2 separate regions of the Mus musculus genome follow, and region 1 is linked to region 2. A link is a loop called in an ENCODE intact Hi-C map of the cell type or tissue named here. Cell type or tissue: gastrocnemius. All regions are shown on one strand.

Region 1 (8,000 bases), 160 kb before region 2:
CCTCCTCCAGCCAGGCCAAGCCTGAAGTCTGCTGGGTACGGCAAAGGAAGAGAGATGAGCAAAACCTGGGGTGTCATCTCAGAGAACAGCAGAGTTCTCCACAACCCCTTGTGAGCCCCGAAAAGCCACGTGACTGATAGTCTAAGAAGGAAGCCTGGAAAGCCAAAAACACATGAAACAGGAATAAACTAAATCCCCAAACTCTGCCAATGCTATTAACTTGCTTTCCCAGTCCTCCACCCTCCCAGGTAGAAGTCATGAGTGGATTTGTCGGCTGTGACCGGAAGCTACGCTTTCTGTGCGCATCCTCCACTACAAACAACCTTAGGGTTGTTCGAAGAGCCAAAAGCCTTCTGCCATGCTCACACCCTGCTCCCCTCCGTCCCCCAACTGAATGTTACCCTTGGAAGTAAGCCCGCCTGCGAGTCTCATTTGTACAGCCTTTGCTTTCTCTATCTGCGCCAGGAAAAAGAAGATCTGGATTTATTGTACATCTGTTTGTGTTCGGCTTAATAAAAGGAAACCTATATTTTAAGATAAACTTTGTTAGTAATTCATGAAGTGACTATTTATGCTAATCAGGCAGAAATATATTCTCAGGCATAATGCATTACATAAATTTGAATGCAAAATGTTCAATTATGAGGTAAATACAGGTAACGCAAATAATAAATTACCTCTAATAAAAATTATGAAATGCGTGTCTTCAAAGAGAATGGCTCTAGCTTACAACTGTGAATTGCTTAAAGAGAGAAAAATTAATAAAGACTGAATTGCCCTGATGATTATTTCGCCCATAACTCACCTATTCATAACGACTTTTTTGGTAATCAGACTGTTGTTTCTTGCTCTCCGATGCAGGCAAGCCGAGGTTGTTTCCTCAGCAATTTTACCGTTATCAGATTATCTCATCTGATTCTATTAATTTTCTCCCATGAATCTGCTAACAGCAGCCTGTGATTTACTTACCCTGCTAAGTGAAGACGGCTAAAAGGATTTATCTAACACTAGACCTAGGAACTGAGCATGTCTTATCACTCAAGCCCTCTCCAGAACTCTGCCTCAGATCAATGGAGTCGGGTTCCTACTGAAATTTAGTGGACACCGGTTAGCTCGGCACCGTTAAATCAGCTTGCACATAAACAAAGCCCTCAGAAGCTTCCAGCTACATCCTGTTCACTTCAGAGTCTGTATGACTGATTTAAACGTGATACATTTGAGCAGTAGTAACTCAAGATCAGGGAGAGGAAAAAAAAAAAACATATTCCTTTTAGCTCCCAATCTTTGCAACTTAGACACAAAGGGCCTTCTACACCTTCAGCTTTACATGAAGCTACATATATATCAACCTGAAGTTATGGTTGTGTTTTCTGACGCTTTTTTGAGCCTTCTTACACGGCCAGCCCAGGGCTCTCCTTCCCATCCAAGCCGTTTTATAAATATTCATTGCTTGCAGGAACTTTAATGTTACCGGGTTGAACTGGTCAATAATGACAAGCGCATGGTTTCTAAATCACTGCATAGAGCTGGCTGAGGAAGCTGAAGTCTATCTGAGAGCCGGGGTTCCGATTTGTATTTGGATTAGGTTGGCTTGGCTAAAAGCGAAACAAACAGTGTAAGCAAAGAAGTCGCAAGCACTGTGGCCTGCTGTAATTGTGGGGAATCGCAAACCTGAATGGTGCTAAATTAAAATGAGTGCTTGCAATTGTTATCAAAGAAACGCTGCTAACAGCAAACTGTAAATGTTTAGACACCTCCTGCGCATCACTAAACAATGCAGTAAGGGGGGCAAACGATGGGACCTAAGTGCTAAGCCTGAAAGCACTCCAGCTTTCTTTAGAAAATATTTCTGACCTCCTCTCTCTTTTTCCTTCCAACAAAAGTGGGAGGTTGTAAAAGTCTCTGAAAAAAAGAGGAAAAAAAATGCTACGGCTAACAATAGCAAGAATGAAAAATAAACTGGGGGAAAAATGTGTAGCTAATGATAGTTAACTAGCCACACATGGCCCCTGAGTGTCCAGAAAGAGTACATATTTGCGATAATTGGTTGGGTGGCCATGGAGCTATAGGGCATGCTCTCCATCAGCAGCAATTTTTGTTTATGAGATGGTGCCTATTTATAAATATAGCCATCTCCATGTTTCTGGCCCAAAACATACATTTTTTTTGAAAGGCAGGGAGTATACTTTATAGTGTTTAACAAAACCTTCATGTCTAAAAATTATCATAAAAGTGAATGGTTTCTAAAGACACATGTTCATATACGCAAAAACATAAGCTTTAGGCATCTGTGGTTAATAATTTTTAGAAAGACCTAGAAAACCATGGCTAACCAGCAGGACATTTGTGTGATCTTAAACACTGCCTTCCCCTTCGAATGTACACTAGAATCCCTTAACTTCACTGCAAGGTAAAATCTAGTTTAAACGGAGGAAAACGAAGAGAGAAGTCTCTTAGGTCACCTCAGTATTGACATAGTCTTCACTCTTTCTTCCCCAATCTGGATCTAAACATAGCTCATGCTACCGTAACCAAACATTCCTATAAAGCCCAAGTCACCCTTATAAAGAGCTCTGCAGTTAACAGTGCAAGAAGAATGGCGTGTCTAGAAAAAGACCAGCAGGCCCTTTAGAACGAGGATGTCTCTACACGTCTCCCAGGGTGTCTACCAAAAGGGGTGCCAGAGTTTGTGGATGAGAAATGAACACTGGTCTAATCTGGTGTCCCGAGGCAGGCAGTGACACCTAAGGCCTCTTTCTAAACAGCCAAGAATGCTAGGGGCGGGTTTGAGACCACACTTAGGTGCAATGTTCACGAAGCTGGCTTAATATATGACTTAAGTGTCCGAAGTCAGGATTTTCTGAGAATTACCTTTCAGATAAACAATTTTAAGCCACAGCAGTAACTTTGCTTAGGAAAGATGTCTCCTCTATCACTGGATTCCAAGGAACTTTTTAACTCAATCGTTATTGCCACAAATCGGGTTGGAAAGCCTTGCCAGCCCTTTGAAAGAGCCTGGGTCCTTGTTACATGACATCAACAGGCACAGGTCTCTCAGCCAGAATAACATTCTCTGAAGACTGTCTGTGGACCTCTTCCCAAGCCACGAAAGGAAGCCTGAGAGAAAAAAAATTTCAGCACCTGCTCGCAGTGTCTGGAGGCCCTTCCCTGCAAGGTTGGCTTCCCCCACTGTGATCCAACTAGCTTTCTTGTGCCTCTTGCCTCTTTCCACACTAGGAAATCAGCGTCTCAAACCAGAATGAGATCAATTTTCAACTAAGCTTTGCCGAAAGGTGGCGCTGTTGAGGTAAAAACCAACTCTATCCAACAATAGTTTTTACTCGGGATTCTTTTGCAGTCTTTTTGATTCTTTTTTTTGGGGGGGGGGCGGGGGACACCCTCATAGATACCCCCAATATGGTTAAAACAAATACAATCAACACCAGATGCATTTCATTATTCGAAGGAGTCAAGAGTCCCAATTTCCAAGCAGGTGAGAACAGTCTTGCAAATGTAAGGTGGTTTCAGACAACCCTGCTTTCCCAGATTCAGCCTCCACTCTTCTGACTTGCCTATCGCTTTAAAATCTTAGAAACGAGTTGTTAGTTTCTTTTCTTTTTTTTTCTATGCCCACCCCCCCCCAATATTTTTGCATAGCTTTGGAAGAATCAATCAGTGTAGAAAACTGAACCGGTTATTAGCATTTGCAACGGGAGGGGGGCAACCTTACCCCACCCCCAATCTGGGTTTCCGGACTTGTCCGGAGGTGGGGGAAAATATTGGTTTAAAATTTAACCCTTGGAGAGGAGCCGGGAGGGCTCTGGGGTACTGCCCCCGCTTCCCCCCCCCCCCCCGCCCTTCACCACCAAGTTCTAAATACCAAATAATTAAGCGAGGTGGGAGTGCAAAGACGCTCCGGACCCTGATAAACAGGGTTCAGATTTCATAATGGTGAGAATGGTATGGTCAGGGTGTATGGGGGGGGGCATCTCAAGCAGGATTCAGGTTTCATAAATGGAAAAGGTGGTGGATTGTAGAGGGGAGAGAAGAGAAACGGCGGGGGGGGGGAGAGAGAGAGAGAGAGAGAGAGAGAGAGAGAGAGAAGAGAGAAGAGAGAAGAGAGGAGAGAGGAGAGAGGAGAGAGGAGAGAGGAGAAAATGAATATGAATATTTCTCAAAAGCCAAACTCCATTCTAGAGTCCTGAGGCTGAGGGTTGAGCCGGGATGATCAGGCTCAGGCTTAAAGTGTCCCAGAACAACTTGCTGGCACCATCATTCTGTCTGTCCCTCCAAGGACAGAAGATGCTAGGGGGCAGCTAGTCCCTATATACTTTAAGCCCCCTGCTTTTTCAAGAGTTATACTGGTTTTCTTCTCCGCGTGAAATCAAAAAAAAAAAAAAAAGTGCAGGCGCACTGCTCACTGATCCCCGCGCGCATTCTGGGTCCCCGCACCCTTGGCGCCCCCATCTGATCACCTCACTTGCAGAGAGGGACAAAGAGTTCAGTCAAGTTGGGCCCCTGGAGCGTCAGATTCAAGGAAGGAAAGCACTCGGCTACCCCCATCAACAGCCACGAAAGATGCAGAGGATGGATCAAAGATCGAAAACTGCAAGACAAATAAATGCACGTTGTCAGGGTGCGGGACCGGCAGGGGACAGGGGAGTTCTGGCGGATCTCTGCAGCATGAGAGCTGCGGTTCAGCCGGGCAGGCCTCTCTCGAACTCCGAGGAAAGCAAACCATCCTCCCGGGTCCTACCGGATTCCAGCCGCCCTTTTAGTAAACTCTGTCCCCTGGTGCACTAAACTTCGCACCGGCCGGTGGTGGGGGGTGTTGCTCCCTGGCTGCGCCCCAGTAGCAGCGCCGCAAGGGTTAAGCAAACCTGTCCCAGCTGACAGTCAGCTGATTGGGCTGTGATTGACAGCTCCGAAAAGTTTCCTTGTTTCTATACTATTATGCTAATCGCTGCCGCTCTCGCCGCCTCCCATTGGCGGAGAGTGCCAGTCAATTTCCCATTTGAGCCTGACGTCACGGGTGCTATAAAACTCAGCAATTGCTTTAAACTCTTCTCGCTGGGATCAGAGGCTTTAAAATCTCTTTTCATCTTGGAGCTGTAGCTCGGGCTGCTCGTCCGCTCGGCCTCTCCCCCCAACCCTTTTGCTCTCGGCTTTGCCTTGGCCCAGGACTTGCAATTTTGCTTTAAAAAAATAATAAGAAAGAAAAAAAGAAAAGAAAAGAAAAACCAAAACCAAAAGAAAAAAAGTGGGGGAAGAAAGAACTTAACTCCCCCCTCCCTTGCCTCCAGCCGGCCTGCACCTCGGTCTTGCACTTTGCACGGAGGGAGAGGGTGAGAGAGAGAGAGAGAGAGAGAGAGAGCGCGCGCACGCGAGGGATCCGGAGAGAGAAAAGAAAATAATAATAGTAACCATAAGAGCCAGGCAGAAGAGGAGAGAAGCGTGAAGTGTTAACCACTCCGGTGTGGAGGCCGGCGCCTCCGGGACAGCCACCCGCCGCGCCACACAGCCCCGGAGCAGCCTCCGCGCGCGCCCCGCCTGCAGCCCGGCCGGCTTAGGCGAGCCCTCCTTATGCAAAGCGCGCAGCGGAGCGGCGAGCCGGGGACGCCGCGCACCGGGCCGTGCTCCTCCGGCATCCTCTCTGCCGCTGTCATCACCACCGTCACCGCCAGCCGCGGAGGACCTTCCCGAGCCTGAAGCGCCCGGGATCGGAGCTCAGGGAGGCGAGCAGGCGAGGAGGGGGCCCGGGGCGAGCGGAGGAGAGAGAGCGAGAGAGCAAGAGAGAGAAAGAGAGAGAGCACATTGGCGTGAGCAGGGGGAGGGAGGGCGGGCGCGGGGGGCTGCGGGCAGGGCGGGGGGTGTGTGCACGTTCGAGCTTTCGGGCCACAGCCACCGCCGCGCAAGCTAGAAGCGCCCTAGCCCGGCAAGCTGGCTCACCCGCTGGCCACCCAGCACAGCCCGCTGGCCCCTCTCCTGCAGCCCATCTGGCGGAGCGGCGGCGGCGGTGGCGGCGGAGGCAGGAGGATGGCTTCAGAACTGGCAATGAACAATTCCGACCTGCCCACCAGTCCCCTGGCCATGGAATATGTTAATGACTTCGATCTGATGAAGTTTGAAGTGAAAAAGGAACCGGTGGAGACCGACCGCATCATCAGCCAGTGCGGCCGTCTCATCGCCGGGGGCTCGCTGTCCTCCACCCCCATGAGCACGCCCTGCAGCTCGGTGCCCCCGTCCCCCAGCTTCTCGGCGCCCAGCCCGGGCTCGGGCAGCGAACAGAAGGCGCACCTGGAAGACTACTACTGGATGACCGGCTACCCGCAGCAGCTCAACCCGGAGGCGCTGGGCTTCAGCCCGGAGGACGCGGTCGAGGCGCTCATCAGCAACAGCCACCAGCTCCAGGGTGGCTTCGATGGCTATGCGCGGGGAGCGCAGCAGCTGGCCGCGGCAGCGGGGGCCGGCGCCGGCGCCTCCCTGGGCGGCAGCGGCGAGGAGATGGGCCCCGCCGCCGCCGTGGTGTCCGCCGTGATCGCCGCGGCCGCCGCGCAGAGCGGCGCGGCACCCCACTACCATCACCACCACCACCACGCCGCGGGGCACCACCACCATCCGACGGCCGGCGCCCCGGGAGCCGCGGGCGGCGCGTCTGCCTCTGCGAGCGGCGCGGGTGGCGCGGGCGGCGGTGGCCCGGCCAGCGCCGGGGGCGGCGGCGGCGGAGGCGGCGGCGGGGGCACGGCGGGGGCGGGGGGCGCCCTGCACCCGCACCATGCCGCGGGCGGCCTGCACTTCGACGACCGCTTCTCGGACGAGCAGTTGGTGACCATGTCGGTGCGCGAGCTGAACCGGCAGCTGCGCGGGGTCAGCAAGGAGGAGGTGATCCGACTGAAGCAGAAGAGGCGGACCCTGAAAAACCGCGGCTATGCCCAGTCCTGCCGCTTCAAGAGGGTGCAGCAGAGACACGTCCTGGAGTCGGAGAAGAACCAGCTGCTGCAGCAGGTAGACCACCTCAAGCAGGAGATCTCCAGGCTGGTGCGCGAAAGGGACGCCTACAAGGAGAAATACGAGAAGCTGGTGAGCAACGGCTTCCGAGAAAACGGCTCGAGCAGCGACAACCCTTCCTCTCCCGAATTTTTCATGTGAGTGTGACACGCGATCCCAGCTAGCCACCTTGTTAAATGCTCCGTGGGGGTCCCGCTCCTGAGTGGGCTTGCTAGTTGCAGGGCCAAGCTCGCTCGGCCACCACCTCGCCCCCTCCCCTGGCGAGTTTGCTCCCCTTGGCCCTGAACAGACACACACACACACACACACACACACACACACACACACACACACACACACACCAAGCTTGTGGTGGTGGTGATGGCTCTTTTGAATTGGGGAGGGAAAGGGTGTCTGGCTCATGGATTGCCAACCTGAATTCCCCCGTAACTTGCTAGCTTGGTTGTTTTGTTCTTTTTTATTATTATTATTATTATTACAACTACTACTCTTTTTACACCGCCTGCCCCACACATACCCTGGACTTGCACAAGGGTCAAAGATCTGAGCAGCATACTTCATGTAGGGCATAGCTCACCTTTGAACCGGGCCATCAATTGCCTGTATATATATTTTTTCTTCTTCTTCTTCAGCTCATGAGCTGGTGTTCATTCTGTGTGTGTGTGTTTGTGTGTTTTATTTTGTTTGGATTTTCTTTTTTCTTCTTCTTCTTCTTTGTTTTTGTTTATTATTACTATTACTAATTTTTTGGAGCTTGCTGTGTTTCCCAGCCTCTGCCACCCCCCACCCCCACCCCTGCACCATGTTCTTGAGATAAAAGGAAAAAAAAAAAAAGCAGGGTTTTTTTTTCCCCTCCTTCTGAGTTCTTCTGATTGAGCTTGCAAAGGAAAAAAAAATGTGAAATGCTATAGACCTTGCAGCGAGCTGAGTTCCACGGGGGTTTTATCTTAGCATTGTTATGCTAAAACAGAATGAACTAAAGCCACTCCTGA
Region 2 (8,000 bases):
GCAGAGGCAGGAAAACCCCTGTATCTGTGCTGGAGCCCTTCTAGGTGAAGGTCAAGGCTGTCCACCACTAGATCTCAACATGAAGGTTCTCCTTCCTGCCAGGTCACAAGTTCCAGCATGAGGGCGAAGAAAGCATGAGGCTGAGCTGAGCCAGGGGCAGGTCCTCAAGGTTTCTCATTGATGGCTGTGGCCAAGTGGACATGAGCTTTAAAGGCTTCAAGAGAGACACACTAGATGTGCCAAAGGGCAGGGGTATGGGCCAGCTCAGCCTCTGAGAGGCTCTGAGGGCCAAAGCTCTAGGGGGTGTCTTTCTTTGACTTAGACTCACATCAGAGGCCTCCTTTGTGACCCTGGGGATTGTGGACAGTGTACACCTAATACCCAGCTATGGACACCACTATAGATCATGTATAATGCCCTCTCTACAAAGAAAGACAGCTGGTCACACTGACCTTCCAGTAAATGGAACAAGGGAGTTTCCTAAAGTGTTTTAAACAGATAGGTAGAAGGAGTCATAAACAGGGGGCCACAAGGTGGCTTTGTGCCTTGGGGTCCTCTTATGCCTGAGGTGAGGGTGGTAAACCCCACTTCACAGGAAGGAGATTAATCAACAAATGGTTTTATTGTGCTACTGTATGCGAGCCAAAGACCTTTGTGTACAACACACACCCACATACTCAGGGGCAGCTGTCTCCCATTCTCCATCTTTAACTCATTTATCCCTGTGGTTGGCTAGGGCAGAGCTGAGGTCACTGTAGCCCATAGGGCCCATGGGCATCCAAACAGCACCTGCAAACAGCCCAAAGTGTGACTCTGGAGTGGGCGATTTCTGAACAGATAGATGGTTCTTAAGCAAGGATCTGCCCACTGTAAATCAAGGGTTGCAGACTCGTTTTGCTCAAATCTGTTATGGCACCACTTTCGTGTAGTGTCAATGTGGCAATGCCATTACCTCACCTCTGGCAATGGGCAGATGTCTTCCAAGCTTAGCGGACATCAAACCCTGTGTGACGTGGTGGGGGGGGGGGGTGAGAATTGGGATGCAGAGACACCAGAATGAAGATTTCCAAAGGATTGTGGTAGACTGGGCATGAGACAGACAGGCAAATACAGTATGTAGTGGGTGGAGAGAGAGAAAGAGAAATGAGCATGTGGGGGTTCCCCTGGGGGGTATCTTCATAACTGGCAAGCTCTTTTGAAGTGAATTCCACCTAGGGAAATCCAGAGAAGTGAGTGACAGCTGAGTGTAGTGACAGAGATGGAAAAGAATCCTTCTGTGTGAGAAATAAACAAATTACAAGTGAAAAGAGGATGAGAGAGAGAGTTATCTTGTGTCATTGGTTCCCCAGGCCCCCGGGAGTCACAGCAAAGCAGCACTGGGAGGTTGATATTCATGCTCCCATGCACACCTAGTGGGTGCACACCTACTGGGTGCATTGCAAGGGGCAAGAAGATTAGTGTCTGACTCTTTTCTGGGAAGTGTTGGTGAAGTAGAAGGGACTGCTTTCTTAAGTGTCACGGCATTGGCCTTGAAATGGAGAAAGCATCAACTTTAAGTCCATGACCATGTAGGAATCTGTGTGTATGTGTGTGTGTATGTACTTGTGCATACATGTGGGTATACGTGCATGCAGTACAGACAAGCTTAAATGTGTGCTCATGTGTGCACACGTGGGGTGGCTTGCCACTGTGCATGTGTGTGCATCTGTAGCTATGAATGTTCTGGATTCCTGTGTGAGTGCATCCTCACTGAAACAGGCTCAGAGGTCAAGGCATTGCTGGTCAAACATAGAGCTACCTTCCTTATTTTTTAATTTAACTCCATGTTTCATATTATTTATTTGTTTACTTAGTTATGAGATAGACTCTCATGTACTTCGAGCTTGTCTATAGCTCCCTATGTAACCATCGACGACCTTGAACTTTGGGTCCTCTGACCTTTACTTCCTGAGTGGTGATGGAACTGTAGGCATGCCCCATGATGCCTGGTTTATACAACCCTGGGGATAGTTCCTCGCTGCATGCCAAGCAAGCCCTTCTACCAAACAGGTCCTCAGCCCCAGAGGGCGGAATCTCCAAAGCCCTTCGCTTCATTCACTGCTGCTCTAGTCTCCACTGGAACCCAGCAGAGATCCAGCCCATCAGATAAGCAGCGGATCTGGGCTGCTACAGCTCATTACCCAGCACAGATCATTAACAAGTCATTGCTTGGCTGGAATCTGTTCTGCTACCACTAAGTCACCCAGGATCCGGATCTGGTTTTCTTCTCAGATTCTGATTCCTGAAAGCTGTGCTTTTGTGGACAGGAAAAGTGGGTCTCCCTCTCTCAGGTGTTCAGCTTTCTTCTTTATGACCTTTTAAGATGCAGTATTTATATGATTCCATATTTTATTACATAATCTTTAGTAGAAATAAAACATTCATGAGTGATTATGTTTGCTATTAAAACTATCTATTATTTATTAAAATTGTGTCTTATCTATTTAAACTATGTCTTATTTATTAAATATGTATTATGTATTAAAAGTATGTATGTAGACTTTTAACAACATAATATATTACACAACAGTGTACATAATGCAAGACACACTATATGAATTAAGAGTTGATTCTAGGGAGCCAGAAGGAGCCAGCATTGAAATAAGCTGGAACTGGCGTACACCTGCCTGAAAAAGCCAGTTGTCAAAACTTCAGCTGTCTTGTAGTCCAAGTGGCTTCACACTGAGTGTTTGGACTCATGCAATCATTTACTCCAAAAAAGTGGCAAACTATACAAAAAAAGTTTCACCCTCCCCTTGTAGAGACTTGATTGCCAGATAATTTGCAGGCCTTCCACTATGTGTGTTTCTAGAAAAATAATCAATATACTGGCCAGTCCGGGAAAAAAATATCCATACTAAAAGTTCTGGAATTCCTATTTACTTTTTCTCTAGCATATCAAATAATGGACTCTGTTAGGACATGTTGACACAGACATAAACTCATGCTTTCCTCACACAGGGATTTATATCCATAAACACTCAGTTACCTCAACACCCAAATGTTCTCATGGTAGACTGTAACAAAACACCTGACAAAATGTAACAAAAGCTACTTAAGGAAGGAAGGAAGGGTTTTATTTTAGCTTGTGCTTGGAGAATGCAGTCCATCATGGCGGTGTGTCTATGCAGCTATGCTAGCTGGTTACATTGTGTCTTTGGGGGTAAGGAGGAAGAACAAAGAAACAAAACCAACAAATCATCAAGAGAGGATTGCTGGTTGCTGGAGGTCAGCTCACTTTCTCCTTTTCCTCTCCAGTTCAAGGCCACCAGATGAAGCTGTCCACATTCATGATGGGTCCTCCCACTCAGTAGACCCTTTCTAGAAATCTCCTTATGGGCACACCCTGGGGTGTGTTTCCATGGTGATTCTTAACCTGGTTCAGTTGACAAGATGACCCCTCACAGTGTCAGTCAGAGAAAATTTGAGTTTTTTTTTTTTTTTTTTTCAAAAGAAAGGCGGTGCTGTGCCCTGGTCACTGTCTCAGCCTAGAGGACAAGCACAGGCAGGGTCCCTCTCAGAACTCCAAGCTGGCTTCTTGAAGGGAGCAGGGCCCTGGGCTGGATATAGCCCCAATGTATTTCCTGGTAAATTATTCAGATGTTAATTGGATTGTAAGCAAAGCCACTGTACCTTTCTCCTCTTACCAATTCTCATCATAAAATGTGTGGGTGCAGGGAGGAGGGAACAGATCAGGAGGCAGGGGTGAAGCTCTAAAGTGGAGCTTCTAGATGGGCAGCTAGCAGTGGATGTCTAGCTTAGGACCAGTGTGAAGCAGAATGCTCAGAGCTCTGGGATGGAAGATGTTGGAGGGTTCCAACAATCCCATGACCTGTATTTCTTCCTTCTTCATCTCTGCCCACCCTAGAGAACTGTTTAGAGCCCACAGTGGAGATCTATCTGTTTCATGCCTCTTGCTGGGGCCTCACTGGGAGAAGTGTTTAAATGTTACACAAAGCCCAGCCTTGTCAAACCTCAGGTAGAAACCCAAAGTGCAAGCCTGAGAAAGTGCCCTGAGAGAGTTAGGGAGCTAAGCTGGTCTGTCTCCATTTAGCCTCTACTTTCTGATGGGTCTGCTTACTTGTGCATAGTAGAGGTACTTACAAGGCAGGCTTAGGAGACCAGAGAGCAGAGCTCTGTGTGGCATGGCTTTGCTGCCAAAGAGGGTTCTGAGCTCACTCAGTATGGAGAGCCCGTGCCCACTCTGGCCACCCATCTGCAGTCCCTCTCCAATGCTCCCCTCTGAGTTGACTGCAGTCCTAATTAAAATCAATTTGCTTAATCTCCCTGCATCAGGCAAGGATGGGGAATCTCACAGAGGAGGCTGCCAGACAAAGGACAGAGAAAGCTCTGCAGATGGCCTGGGGAAGAACAACAGGCAGACAAGGCTGGCCTTTAGTTTGTGTCTGCTGCCACCTTCTACTCCTTTTCTGCTAACAGGAATCTGAACAGTGGGCAGGATGTTTGCAGTTGCTTAGTTATAGAGTAAGGAGAATCTACCCAGAGATGAGCTGAGTTAGTGCTGGTCTTTTAGTATTAGAGAAGAGTCCAGGAAAGGCCTGAGACAACCTCCTACACATGTGCCTGGCTAAAGACTACCCAGCTCCCCATTCTGATTGTTAATTGACACTTACATACAATTATCTGTGCCATTCACAGTACATCTTAGTTTTGTTTTTGCTGCCATAGAAGAACATCTTGTCCCTACGCTCCAGACTCTCTGTTTCCCTGTTTACTGCTGCACATGTTCTAACTGTAGGTGTTTCATTGGCCTCTGGCAACCCAGGGCTGGTCAGCCCTTTCTTTCCATGCCCATAGGGAAGAAGGAACAAATGAAAACACTCTTTAGGCTCCTCTCTCCTCCCCACCTCCATTCTAACAATTAAAGAAAACAATGCCATTCCAAGGAATCCTAAGGGGCAGGACACCAGATCGAGGTGTCTGCAGATTAGAGGTCTCCCCATTAGCCTGTACTACCAGTCCCCAAGGCTTAAGTTCTTGCCTTCATGATCAATACTTTCTTCAGGGATAGGTGGTAGGTCTGGAGTACTCCCAGACCCTGTTGAGTCCTTGGATTTGATTCGGGAGGAGGAGACACAGGGAGCCAGAGAGTGCTTCACCCCCAACTGCACTTAAAGCATGAGAAGAGCTTTGGAGTCAGACTCCATGGTACAGCCCTCTTATCCCAGCACTCTATGGACAGAGTTGAACAGAGTTGAAGCAAGTATAGCCTAAAAGTGAGAGCATACCTGCAAAAGCAGCCTGGCACAGCACAGCACAGCACAGCACAGCACAGCACAGCACAGCACACACAGCACAGCACAGCACAGCACAGCACAGCACAGCACAGCACACACAGCACACACAGCACAGCACACACAGCACAGCACAGCACAGCACAGCACAGCGCAGTGCAGCGCAGCGCAGCGCAGCACAGACAGCACAGCACAGCACAGCACAGCACACACAGCACAGCACAGCACACACAGCACAGCACAGCACAGCCCAGCACACACAGCACACACAACACAGCACAGCACACACAGCGCAGCACAGCACACACAGCACAGCACACACAGCACACACAGCACAGCACACACAGCACACAGCCCAGCCCAGCACAGCACAGCACGGAGCACGGCACGGCACAGCACAGCACAGCACAGCACAGCATACCACACAGCACACAGCACACAGCACACAGCACACAGCACACAGCACAGCACAGCCCAGCACAGCACAGCACAGCATACCACACAGCACACAGCACACAGCACACAGCACACAGCACACAGCACACAGCACACAGCACACAGCACACAGCACACAGCACAGCACAGCACAGCATACCACACAGCACACAGCACACAGCACACAGCACACAGCACACAGCACACAGCACACAGCACACAGCACAGCCCAGCATGGCATGGCACGGCACGGCACGGCACGGCACGGCACAGCACAGCACAGCGCCTCTTAGATATCGCATGGTAGAAAAAGCCCTTTGCAGCAAAGGAGAAGCCATCATGATGCCTGCTCATTTACTTAACTCACACACTCATTCACTTCTGTTTGACCCAAGAATCATCTTTTAGGTCCAAGCCCTGAGGAGCTAAGTCATGGACACATGGAGATGAGTGAAATCATATTCCTTCCACTGAGGAGAAATCTATACCCCTCCCCAAGTAGGAACAACCTTTTGACCGTGTAACAAAATGGTGTCGCCTACAAAAGACACACTCAGAAACCATGCAATCGAATAGATTTCAATATCCTAGTTAAGTTTGTAATGTTCTGATAGATCACCTTCACAGCTGTCTTGGGCCACAAGCGGGTTGTGTTTTGTGGGTTGGACACACTTGGAAGGGTCAGCCAGCTAGACACTGCAAAGCACTTATATCCGGGTACTTCAGAGGTGGGACTACAGGGCATAGAGGTGGGTAGCAGGGAGTACCAGGGTTCTAGCCAGGAGTTGCCAGGAAAGATTATTGGGTAAGTGGAAATAAAGAGAAAAAAAAACAGAGAATTCTGGGAACCAAGAGAAGAACTCTCTCTCCATTGCATACCTGGAAAGAGGCAGCTTACCTCAAGGGCTGAGTTCAGCTGCCATTGTCTACTGGTTCTCCCTATACAGTCCTGAATCCTTAGGCTACCACAGTCAGCTTTAAGCAGCAAAGCAAATGGGCGGTTCAATTAATAAACTGTGGCGGGACCTTTTGCTCAAAACGCCAGGGGAACATGGCTGGTCTGTGGTGCTACATAAGCCCTCCTGAAGTAGCAGCAGACATTTGAGATGGCCCAGCAAACCACAGGCAGACATTCTAAGTGTGCCTTGTTGCTGCTGCAGGGTAGTGCTACAAATGATATCAGCAAGGCTTCTGACTTCTGTGCACCCCACTCCTCACTCTGACTCTGTCTTCCAAAGTCTCAGTGATGTTACAGCTATGATGGCGTATTGTTTCCTGAGAGTTTTCTACTCCATTGTGGGCTCTGGAGTAGGGTCTTCACCTTGGACCTTTGGTGTGTATGACAGAAATGTAGTTCAATTTGACTTTGACTTTAGCAGAAAACAAAGTGGCATTATGGTATCCTTTGATTCAGGCAAACAAATCTACAAAAGCAACTATCTTGTAACAGTGTATGCTAGTTTTGTATACAATTTTCATTCCAGTCCTACATGTTGGATTCTGTAGCTCCAGCCTTATGCCTACCACAACCTCTGGAAGGAAAAAGTACCCCTTGTCTGAATTTCCTTTCTAAGTCTTGGGACCTTTGCCTAGGACCTTCTGGCAACCAATCTCTGTGCTTATGAAGTTGGAATGAAAGCTAAGCTGGTGCAATGAGTATTGTGAATTGTTGACTTGATTAAGTCTAGAGCTGCCTAGGATATAGACCTCTGAACACATCTGTCCATGTCTATGTTAATTGCAGTGGCAACAACTACCCACTGTGGGAGGCACCATTCCCTAGTCAGGAGATCCTGGACGGTATCAGAGTAGAGGAGTCGAGCTCTACAGTAGCTTGCAGTGTATTCACTGCTCTCTGATTGTGGATATAATGGGGGCCAACTGCTTCAGGTTCCAGATGCTTTCAATCCTCCTCTGTGATGGACTGTATGCTGAATTGTGAGCTAAAATAAACCTTATATCCATAACGTCTTGCTGGAGTGTTTTACCATAGCAGCAGCAGCAGCAGCAGCAGCAGCAGCAGCAACAACAACAACAGCAGCAGCAACAACAACAACCCAAGAGCTGGCTTTGAGGATTCCCCCTAAAAAGTACAAAAGCACCTGCTGTGGAAGGATGAACTTGTTCTTCTAGCCCTGCCTCTGACATTTATTAGATGCACAACATAAAAAATGTGTAGTTGACTTTCCCCAGACTCTGCTTGCTTGTTAAATGTGTAAAACAAGATCTATTTTGAGGACCCCAGTAAGACGGTTTCTCTGTAGACACTCA

The links. Hi-C counts contacts between places; a loop is a spot of excess contacts. Peaks named below come from ENCODE experiments on the same cell type or tissue, not always from the same donor. Only the 100,000 strongest peaks of a DNase experiment are listed, where the experiment ranks them.
Region 1: it touches region 2 in a loop (2.6-fold over the local background); 3 of 42 quality-filtered maps call a loop at or near these places.

The regions. Positions count from the first base shown.
Region 1 is chr8:115,704,900-115,712,899 of GRCm38, reverse strand. It overlaps Maf (avian musculoaponeurotic fibrosarcoma oncogene homolog), which reads left to right and starts at 6,006. Exons shown (of 1, transcript NM_001025577.2): 1 at 6,006-8,000. The coding sequence starts at 6,037. The coding sequence ends at 7,149. Gm51552 (a long non-coding RNA gene) reads left to right here. Exons shown (of 3, transcript XR_003947462.1): 3 at 233-529. In gastrocnemius, CTCF peaks have their summits at 3,293 (motif pointing right) and 6,952; DNase peaks (open chromatin) are centred at 5,956, 6,253, 6,893, 7,210 and 5 more places; H3K4me3 peaks cover 5,740 bases; H3K27ac peaks cover 5,863 bases.
Region 2 is chr8:115,545,600-115,553,599 of GRCm38, reverse strand. No RefSeq gene overlaps it. Among named protein-coding and RNA genes, the nearest start is that of Gm39256, 95 kb to the left of the region's middle. In gastrocnemius, no CTCF peak of the experiment used is centred here; a DNase peak (open chromatin) is centred at 4,276.